Regions from separate parts of the Homo sapiens genome. Here region 1 is linked to region 2. Evidence: chromatin contacts called from ENCODE Hi-C or POLR2A ChIA-PET data. All regions are on one chromosome and are shown on one strand. Each heading gives the region's core, a stretch centred on a gene start or an enhancer-like site at or near the end of the contact. The rest is flanking DNA. Distances are from core to core; before and after follow the strand shown. Region 1 overlaps GTF2IRD1 (GTF2I repeat domain containing 1). Region 2 holds the start of LAT2 (linker for activation of T cells family member 2).

The links. A loop is a pair of places that touch in the nucleus more often than their neighbours do. ChIA-PET counts read pairs that join two places held with the same protein, here RNA polymerase II (POLR2A). Pooled maps may share reads with other maps.
Region 1: a loop to region 2 is called in a map of OCI-LY7, with 2.2 times the contacts of the local background. The contact joins the enhancer-like site here to the promoter of LAT2 in region 2. A Hi-C loop is called at or near these places in 1 of 168 maps with a recorded cell type or tissue (OCI-LY7) and 5 of 50 pooled maps. POLR2A ChIA-PET finds 5 or more read pairs at or near these places in 3 of 52 experiments (A549, A673 and HepG2).

The regions. Positions count from the first base shown.
Region 1 is chr7:74,464,563-74,467,818 of GRCh38, forward strand. The region is part of intron 1 of GTF2IRD1 (GTF2I repeat domain containing 1); the gene reads left to right. Among named protein-coding and RNA genes, the nearest start is that of GTF2IRD1, 12 kb to the left of the region's middle. Within about 2 kb of position 1,894, at least 12 of the 41 ENCODE cell types and tissues checked have a DNase peak (open chromatin) inside an H3K27ac peak, as active enhancers do; they include OCI-LY7, where a contact is called at or near this core.
Region 2 is chr7:74,207,704-74,211,466 of GRCh38, forward strand. LAT2 (linker for activation of T cells family member 2) reads left to right here and starts at 2,303. Exons shown (of 14, transcript NM_032464.3): 1 at 2,303-2,385. RefSeq lists enhancers at 1,787-1,896, 3,117-3,236 and silencers at 2,177-2,226, 3,337-3,426.

The sequences.
Region 1 (3,256 bases), core at 644-3,143, 260 kb after region 2:
TCAGCCTCCCAAATAGCTGGGATTACAGGCACCTGCCACCACACCCGGCTAATTTTTGTGTTTTTAGTAGAGACGGGGTTTCGCCATGTTGGCCAGGCTGGTCTCGAACCCCTGACCTCGAGTGATCCACCTGCCTCAGCCTCCCAAAGTGCTGGGATTACAGACATGAGCACAAGCCACCGCGCCCAGCTGGTTTTTACTTTGTTATTTAATTTGTTATTTGTGAAATCGTTGTGGCCCCTCTCTAATGAAGGTTGCCCCAAGTACCTTTCCCCTGTACCCCACCCTTGCCTCCCACCCCTACCGGGTTCCCCAAAGTCCTCAAAGGCTGGACCCTGGGGCCAGCACTCGGTGGGTAGCCTGGAAAGAGGTTAGCCCTGTGCAGGAAGGAAGGCCCTTGGGTGCTCCTGGGTGGCTCCTTGCAGCAGACAAGACCCACCGCCCACCCACCTGGCTCCAGGGTGGTCCTGGCAGCTCCAAGGGGTCTTGTGACTCTCTCAGTCTGATGTTTCTCTCATGTTTATCCAGGAGCTGGTTTTTCAGGCATGGCCGCTTCTTGCAGTGAGGCCAGGTGGGGAGAGGCAGGGCTTTGGGGAAGGAGGTGGTTACCTCTGCTCCCAGGGCACACCCTGGCTGCCAGCTGTGGGTGCAGCCCTCTGGGCAGGTGGGCAAACCACATCCTCCCTCTTTGATCCTGGTCCACCTCCCCACCTGCCCCGGGCCACCAGCTCCCTGAGATATTCTCTTCTCAGCATATCCAAAGGAGAGATGCTCTTGGTGGCCCTGGGTCAGAGGCCAGGGCTCCCTCACTTCACAGCAGGGTGCAGTGGAACCATCAGGGTCTTTGAAGCCAGACACACCTAGGTTCAAATCCCAGCCTGACTGCTGAGCTGCTGTGTGACCACAGGCAAGTGACTGTACCTCTCTGAGCCTCATCTGAAAAAACAAGGATAGTTTTCTTATATAGTATTGCCAGGTTCTTGGGAAAATCAGTGTATTCAGTTGCGGGGAGCTAGCTGCCATCTCAGTGAAGAACACTTTGTCAGCTTGTCACGTGATGACCCCAGAAGCTGGCCCTGTGGGAGCCCCACTCCCCCAGACAGTGAACCTTGGACCCCATCATTCCAAGATCTGTTCTTATTTTCTGCCTGTCTGGGACACACCCCCTCTGTCCGTGGGGTGTGGGGTGTGGGGTGTGGCATGCCTCAATTTATTTATTTTTTTTGAGACAGAGTCTTCCTCTGTTGCCCAGGCTGGAGTGCAGTGGCAGGATCTCGGCTCACTGCAACCTCTACCTCCTGGGTTCAAGTGAGTCTCCTGCCTCAGCCTCCCGAGTAGCTGGGATCACGGGCGCCCGCCACCATGCCTGGCTAATTTTTTGTATTTTTAGTAGAGACAGGGTTTCACCATGTTGCCCAGGCTGGTCTTGAACTCCTGGCCTCAAGTGATCCACCCGCCTTGGCCTCCCAATGTGTTGGGATTATAGGCATGAGCCACTGCACCCGGACAGCATGCCTCGGTTTCTGCTTCTGCAAACTGGGAAAACCTCAAAGGTAGAACTGGTTGGTCCCCTTGGCCTGCCGACCCCTTAGCCCCTCAAGGTCACAGTCAGCCATCCCGCTTGTTAGAGGCCAGGCCCTGTTCTGGGGCGGGGGCTACCTGTGGCTGCTTAGGGGACGGGAGACAATGCCACTCCCAGGTGTGTTTGATGGCAGCCTGCAGAAGTGGCTTTCTGCATGGCCCTGGAGGACGGTGATTTGGACAGAAGCGTAGGGCCAGAGACAGGACGTGACGGTGGGGCTGCTGCATTGGCTCCAGGTAAAGATCTGTATCTGATGGCCTCACTCCCAGGCAGCTCAGGGGTTCCCGTGGCTCCTGGAAAAGCTACAGACTAGGCATGGCCAGGCCCTGCCTGTGTCTCTCTGTGCCAGCCACGATGAGCCTCATCGTTTCTAAAACGTACTGTGCTCCGTCTCGCTTCCTGGAACGCTGCTGCCTCTCCCCTAGAGCGTGCGTAATGCTCCCCGGCTGTGTCCCTGGGCTGATTTCTCGTTGCAGGTCTCAGCTGGGTTGTCACTCCTCTCTGCAAAGCTTCCCTGACCTCATCTCCCTCTCCAGGTCACGTTAGGTGCCTCTTGTCTGTGTCCCCAGCCACAGCCCGCATCACAAACAAGACTATAATTGCCCTCGTGCTTGTCTGTCACCTTCACAGACAGAGTGTGACTTCCAGTGGGTCACGGCCCCATCATCATGTTGTCCTCCGCATCCCTGACCTTAGCACCCTGCCTGTTGCGGAGTGGGCATCCTGTGCAACCTTGTCAAGTGAATTAGAAGCAAGCTCGGGGTGGGGGCCCATGAAGGGTGGGGGCCTCCTCCACCCTTTTTCTTTCTTTTTTTTTTTTTTTGGAGACAGGGTCTCGCTCCATTGCCCAGGCTGGAGTGCAGTGGCATGATCTCGGCTCACTGCAACCTCCGCCTCATGGGTTAAAGCAATTCTGCCTTAGCCCTCCCCAGTAGCTGGGACCACATGCACCTGCCAACACACCCGGCTAGTTTTTGTATTTTTAGTAGAGATGGGGTTTCATCATGTTGGCCAGGCTGGTCTCAAACTCCTGACCTCAAGTGATCCACCCGCCTCAGCCTCCCAAAATGCTGGGATTACAGGGGTGAGCCCCCATGCCCGGCCCCTCTCCATCCTTCAATCCCAGCTCTCGTTGGCGCTCCTCTACCCATCCCAGGAGCTGCTTCTGCCGGCCTGGCTGTGGCGTTCAGAGGCATCTGGAGGGCAGTGGCGATGGCAGTGGGGGCAGCTTGTCTCTCTGAGCCGAGTACAGCCCAATTTGGAGCGTTTCCCTCCAGGAAAGGCAGCTGATGTGTGCAGACAGCACAAGTGTGGAGTGCCAGAACAGTTAATCCTCTGGGCTATTTATTTATTTATTTATTTTGTTTTGTTGTTGAGATAGAGTCTTGCTCTGTCGCCCAGGCTGGAGTGCAGTGGCGTGATCTTGGCTCACTGCAACCTCCACCTCCCAGGTTCAAGCGATTTGCCTGCCTCAGCTTCCCGAGTAGCTGGGATTACAGGCATGCACTACCACACCTAGCTAATTTTTGTATTTTATTTTGTATTTAATTTTTTATTTTTATTTTTTGAGTCAGAATCTCGCTCTGTCACCCAGGCTGGAGTGCAGTGGTTTGATCTCGACTCACTGCAACCTCTGACTCCTGGTTTCAAGCGATTCTCCTGCCTCAGTCTCCT
Region 2 (3,763 bases), core at 1,053-3,552:
GAGGCTGCAGACAGCGAGGGCGCTAAAGGGTGGGAGAAGGAAGGAGAGCCCTGCTCCACCCCAGCCTTGGGGGTCTCATCACCCCACTGCACAGATGAGGCTCCTGGCATCGGGGTGCAGAGAACGGCTCATAGCACAGGCAGAGGGACCACAGCCCACTCCTGCCCAGCGGTGCTCCTGTGCCCAGCCCTGGGGTGGACACCGTGGCTGCCATCCACACAGACATGAGGACCGAGTGAGATAGTTCCCTGTGGAGGCCAGGATGCTCTGGCACCTGAGGTCAATAAAGCCACATCCCACAAGTGGGTGGACTGCCTTGTGCTATTGACCATTAAACAGCTGCCCAAGGCCATTGAGCTATTAATTAAATAATAATTATTATTATTTTAAATTTTTTTGTTGTGTTTTTTGGGTTTTTTTGTTTTTGTTTTGTTTTTTTGAGATGGAGTCTCGCTCTGTTGTCCAGGCTGTAGTGCAGTGGCACGATCTTGGCTCACTGCAAACTCCGCCTTCTGGGCTCAAGTGATTCTCCTGCCTCAGCCTCCCAAGTAGCTGGGATTACAGGCACCCACCATCACACCCGGCAAATTTTTGTATTTTTAGTAGAGATGGGGTTTCACCATTTTGGCCAGGCTGGTCTCAAACTCCCGACCTAAATAAGGTGATCCACCTGCCTTGGCCTCCCAAAGTGCTGGGATTACAGATGTGAGCCACCACGCCCGGCCTATTTATTGTTTTTACAGACAGACAGGGTCTTGCTGTCCCCCAGGCTGGAGTGCAGTGGCAGAGTCACGGCTCACTGCAGCCTCCAACTCTTGGGCTCAAGAAATCCTCCCGTTTTGGCCTCCCAAAACACTGGGACTACAGGTGTGTGCCACCACACCCAGCTAATTAAAAAAATTTTTTTAGAGATGGGGTCTCGTTCTGTTGTCCAGGCTGGTCTCAAATTCCTGTTCTCAAGCGATCCTCCTGCCTCAGCCTCCAAAAATGTTAGGATTGCAGGTGCAAGCCACTGCACCTGGCCTCTATCTCCCTGTTTCTTGCTCTCTCCCCATCTGTGTGTGTCTCTGACAGTCTGTGGCTCTCTGTATCTTTCTGTGTGTCTCTCTGTGTGTGTCTTGGTCCATCTCATGCCCAGCTAATTTTTAAATTTTTTGTAGAGATGGGGTTTCACCATGTTGGCCAGGCTGGTCTTGAACTCCAGACCTCAGGTGATTCTCCTGCTTCAGCCTCCCAAAGTGTTGGGATTACAGGCATGAGCCACCGTGCCTGGCCCATGGGTATGAATTTCTGCCTGTGTGTGTCTTCTTCTTTTTTTTTTTTTTTTTGAGATGAAGTCTTGCTCTGTCACCCAGGCTGGAGTGCAGTGGCGCTATCTTGGCTCACTGCAACCTCCACCTCCTGGGTTCAAGCAATTCTCCTGCCTCAGCCTCCCGAGTAGCTGGGATTACAGGCACCCGCCACCACACCCAGATAATTTTTGTATTTTTGGTAGATATGGGGTTTCACCATGTTGGTCAGGCTGGTTTTGAACCCCTGACTTCATGACCTGCCTGCCTTGGCCTCCCAAAGTGCTGGGATTACAGGCATGAGCCACCGCGCCCGGCCCATGGGTGTGAATTTCTGCCTGTGTGTGTCTTTTTAGCGTATGTGTGTCTCCATATCTGCCATCTGCAGGAGCACCTCAGTTTCATTATCTTGCTCCCTGTCTATTGGAGTGTATCTCTCTTCCTCTCTGTGTGACTTTTTGTGTTTATGTGTGTGTTTAGTGTGTGTCCATATTTTCCTGTTCTCTTGTGTCTCTCTGCTGTGTCTCTCTCTTTTTCTTTCTGTTTTTTGAGACGGAGTCTCCCTCTGTCACCCAGGCTGGAGTGCAGTGGTGCGATCTCGGCTCACTGCAACCTCTGCTTCTGAGGTTCAAACGATTCTCCTGCCTCAGCCTCCCGAGTAGCTGGAATTACAGACACATGCCACCATGCCCAGCTAATTTTGTATTTTTAATAGAGACGGGGTTTCACCATGTTGGCCAGGCTGGTCTTAAACTCTTGACCTTACGTGATCCACCCGCCTCGGCCTCCCAAAGTTTTTGGATTACAGGTGTGAGCCACCTCGCCCGGTCCTATCTCTCTTTCTTCTCTTTCTCCCTCTCACTTTGTTTCTCTTCTCTCTCTCTCTCCCGCCTCCTTCCCCCGTCTCCCCTCCCTTCCCCCCACCGCCCTCTTCATAGCTGAGCCTGTCCGGCAGTGCGGCGGATGTACGGATGATTCAGTGGCTGGCAGGAAGCCCGCCCTGCCCGCCCGCCAGTGTCAGTGGTGTTGGCATCAGCTTGGGCAGGTGTGCGGGCTCAGGATGGGGCGGCCGTGGTGAGGAACCCTGGACTCTCAGGTAAGCCTTTCCCAGGGGTGCCTCAGTCCTCAGGCTGTCCCCCATCCCCCAGGAGCTCCTGGCCCCACTGGGTGGGGTGGGAAGAGGCCTGGATGCCTGGCGCCCCCTCCCGCAGCCCCACTCTCACCCTGGCACCAGGCTCTGTGGCACTTCAGGGGTCAGTTTGTTTCTGGGCTTCTGGCCACTCTCTTGCCCTCGCCTTCCCCTGTCCAGCCTGTGTAGCCTTGGGACATCCCAGGGTGGTCCCATCATTGCCAGAGACTGGTGAAGTAAGTGGCCGAGAGCCAAAACAGTGGCTGCCCTGGCCTGGGAGCCTCGGTTTCCTCATCCGTGAAATGGGACTGTAACCCCCTACACAGGTCAGGGGAAAACGGTGGGATTACAGGCCAGGGCCCAGGTCTTGCCCCAGGTCAGGTGAAGAACCCCCACTGCCTCCCTGCCCAGCCCCCTACCTGGCCCTCAACTCTGTCCCTGGGACCAGGGCTGCTCAGGCCCCTCCTGCACCCGCCCGCCTCCCTCTCTCCCTCCCAGCTAGGCTCATTTGAAGCCCAGAGTTATTTGGAAAAAGCAACAGGACCAGCCGGGCACGGTGGCTCAACCTGTAATCCCAGCATTTGGGGAGGCCAAGGCGGGAGGATCATTTGAAGTCAGGAGCTGGAGACCAGCCTGAGCAACATAGTGAGACTCCCATCTCTTTAAAAAATAAAAATAAAAAAATATAATTAAAAACTAAATGAAAAAACCAACAGACCCCAGAGCAGAGTCCAGTGGATAAAGCCATCCAGGGCTTCAAGCCAGGCTGCCCCCTCCCCAACCCCAGTGTCCCCAACCACAGCTCAGCTCGGAGAAGGCTGGGAGAACCGGCAGGGTGGTCTCGAGCGTCCTTCCAGGCGGGATTCAGACACTGTAGCTCCTCCAGCCCAGCCCCGAGAACTTCCCCGAAGCCAGCTCTTGGCAATCGTTGTTCATATGAAAACTGCCCACTTCCCTTTAGTGCTATTTTGGCCTCTGCAGAACCGTGGTCTGTGGCAGCCCCCACTCCCCACCCCGCCCAGCCCTGCCGGCCCCTGGGGGCCTCAGAGGGTCCACCCTCCGCTCCCTCCACCTCAGCCCACCTGCTTTCAGAACCTGGATGGGAGAGTGAAAGTGAGAGCGAGACAGAGACACAAAGGGAGACAGAGACAGAGAGAGAGCACAGAATTTTTTTAAACGGAGTCTCACTCTGTTGTCCAGGCTGGAGTGCAGTGGCGTGATCTCGGCTCACTGCAACCTCCACCTCCCAGGTTCAAGCAGTTCTCCTGCCTTACCCTTCCAAGTAGCTGGGGACTACAGGCACGTGCTACCACACCTGGCTAATTTTTTATTTTTTATTTATTTT